2 separate regions of the Homo sapiens genome follow, and region 2 is linked to region 1. The links are chromatin loops, found by intact Hi-C in ENCODE. Cell type or tissue: chondrocyte. All regions are shown on one strand.

Region 1 (2,500 bases):
GAAATATTATCTAAAGAATGCATGAGAATAACTGAATCTGATAAAGTAAAATTAAAATTAAGAGAGAAGAGAAAATAAGAAAGTGAGCAATTGAAAAACGGAATAATAAATAATTTTTTAAGAAAAATAATTTCATCATGTATTTCTCTATGCTACGTACATAAACGCAAACGCTATAAATAGAGTTATTGACATTTGGGAGGTTGATTTGTTTTTATCAACATCGCAAAACAGAAAATTTAGGTTGCAGATTTTCACATGGCTATCACGTTCAGAATCCAATCAGGTTCTCCTTCTTTACTACTTGATGACTTCTTTAAAGATAAATAAGCCCGCGGACCAAGAAGTGGGTACACTGGCTCGGTTAACTCTCTCTCCCCAGAAATTTCACTACTGAAAAGATTATTATTTGGGGGCGGGGAAGGGGATGTAGAGGTCTTTAGGACCCAGCAGGCGGCGGCAGGCGGCAGTTGTGTAGATCGCTGAGAGACTACGAGGGTCCGGTTCAGTTTTAATTCTGTCTCTAATCTCTGCAACAGCCGCGCTTCCCGGGTCCCGCGGCTCCCGCGCGCGATCTGCCGCGGCCGGCTGCTGGGCAAAAATCAGAGCCGCCTCCGCCCCATTACCCATCATGGAAACCCTCCAGGAAAAAGTGGCCCCGGACGCGCGAGCCTGAGGATTCTGCACAAAAGAGGTGCCCAAAATGAAGACCCTGATGGTGAGTCAGTTGTGGCAACTCCACCGGGCAAAGAGGGGGATCCCCGGGCTCAGGGTCCACGGGACGCACCGTGGAGACTCCGAGACGCCTAACCCTGGGCCGCGAGGTCGCCTGTTACAAAGGGACAACTTTCTACCCGCTCCGCGTTCCCTCCCGATTCTCCAGCTCTGCCTGGCTCGGAATCCCAGAGCCAGGATGGGAACTCGGGGTTGCCTCGCCTCCTAGATCTCCGGCGAGAGGTCCGAGGGGGTGGCGGAGAGCTGCAGGAGCGATGGAGGAGTGGGCAGATTGCTCAAGGGATGGGGGTGCCCAAAAGCAACAGCCTGCCAAAAACTAAGAGGGACGGGGAGGGGGGACCTTTGCAGACTTTCTTCGTTTTCTTAGATTTCAAACTTGCAAGGATCGCAAGGATCCAGGGCCCCAGGAAAGGAGGGGTGTGAAGGACTCAAAATTCCAGCAGCTTGGCTGGGGTGGCTGCGCCAGACGGGCCCTTCCCCAAAGTGCAAACCCACCCCTGTCCTCGGCCCCGGCGCGCTCCCTCCCTCAGCCCGGGGCCGTACACCACCTGCCCTCTACCGAGAGATCTGGGCGGCGGCGGCCGAAAGCAGCGACGCGCCCGGAGCATCCCTTGCGATACGCTAGGGGACGGTGCTTTCTCTGTCCCAGTTGCGTGCGGCGGGGCTGGGGCCCAGGCCGCCCCAAATCTCCCCCACTAGAGTGACCACCGCACAGTTGTCCCCGCTGGGCGCGCTCCTCCGGTGTCTGCGCTCAGCCGCTCTCCTCTTCTCTCTCCCGCCCGCCCGCAGCGCCATGGTCTGGCAGTGTGTTTAGCGCTCACCACCATGTGCACCAGCTTGTTGCTAGTGTACAGCAGCCTCGGCGGCCAGAAGGAGCGGCCCCCGCAGCAGCAGCAGCAGCAGCAGCAACAGCAGCAGCAGGCGTCGGCCACCGGCAGCTCGCAGCCGGCGGCGGAGAGCAGCACCCAGCAGCGCCCCGGGGTCCCCGCGGGACCGCGGCCACTGGACGGATACCTCGGAGTGGCGGACCACAAGGTGACAGCATGCCCGCCAGCCCGCTCGCCACTCAGCCTGGGGATCCCGCACACCTGAGCCTTCCCCCTTTCCCGGGGCTGGGAGGCGCTGTGAGTAGGTGCCGTTCGAAGGCTGGAGGGGAGTGGACCCGCTGGGGTAGGGTGGGCTAGTTCCAACTTGGTATGAATTCTTATTTGGAGAAAGACACAAAGTTTTGTAGAAAATAGGGGTGAGGTGCGTGGACCCCAAAGCCTAATTTCCCAGCAGAAATCGGCCCTGGAACTAGAACTCCCTGATCCCCAGAATTGCAGCTGCGGATGGAGGTCCGGTTCCTGAAGCCTCGGGTTTGGCCGCCGAGTCGCTGCCTGGTGGGAGGAAACTGGGGTTGGCGCGGGTACCAGCCTGAGCGTTCCTCTGACCCGGAACCGGAGGGTGAGCGCAGCCAGCCCGCGGCCACTGCTCGGGATCCAGCGTTCCCCTCTGATCTCTCCAGCGCATTGCTTTGGGCTGAATTCTCTCAGCCCTGGGGAGTGGTGCCCAGGCAGGCATGGAAGACTTGAGGGACACACTCAGCTTCCATTGGTTTGAAACTCATCATTGTGAGCCTGTCTTCCTCTGCCTTCCGGGAAGCTGCTGCATGGGGTGGCTAATAACTAATAAGATGAATTTTTTAAAATTGGGCCTCCTTTCCCTGGAATAATAAATATCTGGTTTCAGTGTGTGAAGCCTCTGGGAGAATCCTAATCAAGTT
Region 2 (2,500 bases), 540 kb before region 1:
GGCTGGAGTACAGTGGTGCAATCTCTGCTCACTGCAACCTCCATCTCCCAGGTTCAGGTGATTCTCCTGCCTCAGCCTCCCAAGTAGCTGGGATTACAGGCATGCACCACCATGCCCAGCTAATTTTTGTATTTTCATTAGAGACGTGATTTCACCATGTTGGTCAGGCTGGTCTCAAACTCCTGACCTCAGTTGATTCACCTGCCTCCCAAAGTGTTGGGATTACAAGCGTAAGCCACCATGCCCAGCCTATATTCCCCAACAATGGAGAATATTAAACAAATAAACACAGGAGGGTTAAGTAATTTTTTTTTTCTTGAGACAGAGCCTCACTCTGTCGCCCAGGCTGGAGTGCAGTGGCGTGATCTCAGCTCACTGCAACCTCTGCCTCCTAGGTTCAAGTGATTCTCCTGCCTCAGCCTCCTGAGTAGCTAGGATTACAGGTGCACACCATCATGCCCGGCTAATTTTTGTATTTTTAATAGAGATGGGGTTTCACCATGTTGGTGAGGCTGGTGTCAAATCAAACTCCTCACCTCATGATCCGCCTACCTCAGCCTCCCAAAGTGCTGGGATTACAGGCGTGAGCCCGTGCCAGGCCAAGTAATTTGTTAAGTGACACACAGCTGTCCTCTGTCTTCTGACATCAAATGTCTTCCTGTGCTAGCTATATACTGTTGGTCTCAAATTATCATTATCTTAGCCAACCGTTCTGGAGGACATCTGTGTGCTAGGCATTCTTCTAAGTGGTTTATATGCAGCAGCAGTAATAGCCAACATCTTCTTGCCAGATATCCACTTAGTCTTCAAAGCAACCCTATGTAATAGATACTATTATTATTCCACCATTTAGAAATGAATAATCTAAGGGACAGGGAAGTCAAGTAACTTATTCAAGGTCAGATAACTACAGGAGGCTGCTGCAAGTGTCGGTCTTTCCATATCCAAAATCTGGTGTCTTAGTCAGTGAAAATGCTGCAAAACCTCAAAATTGACAGAGGCCACCCTTTAGACATAATTGCTACAGGAATATTGATCCCATCTCCTCTTGTATTTCAAATCTTCAGAGTGCATTCCACAGCCTTTTGCCTGTGGTATCCAAGACCATAGAGGCAAGAATGTCTGGGAAATGTAGGTGTTAGATTGCCAGCCTCTGCTGGGTAAGATGGCAGAAGAGCATAGAGGAAGGTAAAAATGAATACTGGGTACCAGTAGACAATATCTAGCATACTCGTGATAATGATGTAAGACTACTGCCATTTCTTTAGAATGCGATCCTGGTGAGATGGCCAATGAATGTTTAGTCACTCAGATATGCAGTGGTGTCCCCCTACCACTAGGGGGAGATGAACAACCGGCATAGTTTGATGTCTTAAGAAAGATTATTTGTTCATGAGTAATGGAAAAAAATACTGAGAAAGAAGTGGTTGCTTTCTATGGCTTATGAGGAGAAGCTTATGCTGTCTTTAATGAAAAATTAATCAGATAAACAAATGTCCAGAGGAATATATCCAGATGTATTCCTATTTACAGTCACTTAGTGGATGTGCCAGCATCCAAATGCTTCCTTAATCTTTCAACTATCTAAGTAATGATTGAATAGAACCTTTGCTCCACCTTTCCTGCTTAAATGCTACTTTATTAGCATTACTTCTTGTCCATAACCATCATTGCCTAAGTGCTCTGCAACTTACCTATTTAAATACTGGATAGATTGTCATCAGTTCCTCATCTGACCAATCATTTGTTTCACCAATTACTTGCAGATTCTCATTCTCGTAATGGTCCTACCATGGAACTGTTGCATCTCCCTGTTTTCCTCACCACCTCCAGCTAATCAGGGTAGAGTTTGCTCTAATGAGCTTATGTCTCAGGAGGGCAGGTCTTTCTGTGAAAAACTGTCAAAACTCTTCTAATGGGAAACAAATATTAATGTAAATGTAGGCATTTATTTGCCAAAAGAGTAGTAGCTCAAGAATTGCTAGCAATAATTACCCTACTTGCCAGTGTATTGTGTCTTTTTTGATTATTCCTCTCTTTCTATGTAGAGACCTGCCTAAAATATCTCATGAATTTTTCTCCCTCAAGTGTGCATTTGTGAAGTTTCTCGAAAGATTGATTGGAACACAAGGATTTCAGTTTGTGGCGTCCTGTTAATCAGGTCAGATTTGTTAAAGTCATTAGTGTTAAAAATTTCTTTGTACTCACAATTCTCCTTACCCAGAGTTAGTTCTGTGGCAGTGTATTAGTGTGGGCAGGGTATCTTCCATCAACTTAGTGTTTTTAATGGAGCTTACCAGAGTTAATGACAGTGGCAGTCCCCCCAGGGAAAACAAGACAGTTGGCTCAGATGTCTTGTGGGAGCTGAACCTGCTAGAATGTTCTTCTGGGGGTTTCATCACTAATCTGCCAACAACTGGAGTCTGTATCCTATTAGTTTCTATTCACTGAAGTTGTGAGATGCCATGTACTTTCTTTTTCCAGTCATCTCATTTTTCTC

What was found. Hi-C counts contacts between places; a loop is a spot of excess contacts. Peaks named below come from ENCODE experiments on the same cell type or tissue, not always from the same donor. Only the 100,000 strongest peaks of a DNase experiment are listed, where the experiment ranks them.
Region 2: a loop joins it to region 1, with 4 times the contacts of the local background. A loop is called at or near these places in 8 of 110 quality-filtered maps.

What each region holds. Positions count from the first base shown.
Region 1 is chr1:76,866,973-76,869,472 of GRCh38, forward strand. ST6GALNAC5 (ST6 N-acetylgalactosaminide alpha-2,6-sialyltransferase 5) reads left to right here and starts at 508. Exons shown (of 5, transcript NM_030965.3): 1 at 508-718; 2 at 1,525-1,770. The coding sequence starts at 704. RefSeq lists an enhancer at 1,383-1,592. In chondrocyte, CTCF peaks have their summits at 423 (motif pointing right), 1,316 and 1,515; DNase peaks (open chromatin) are centred at 929, 1,609 and 2,177.
Region 2 is chr1:76,329,853-76,332,352 of GRCh38, forward strand. The region is part of intron 2 of ST6GALNAC3 (ST6 N-acetylgalactosaminide alpha-2,6-sialyltransferase 3); the gene reads left to right. Among named protein-coding and RNA genes, the nearest start is that of ST6GALNAC3, 260 kb to the left of the region's middle. In chondrocyte, a CTCF peak has its summit at 1,339 (motif pointing right); no DNase peak of the experiment used is centred here.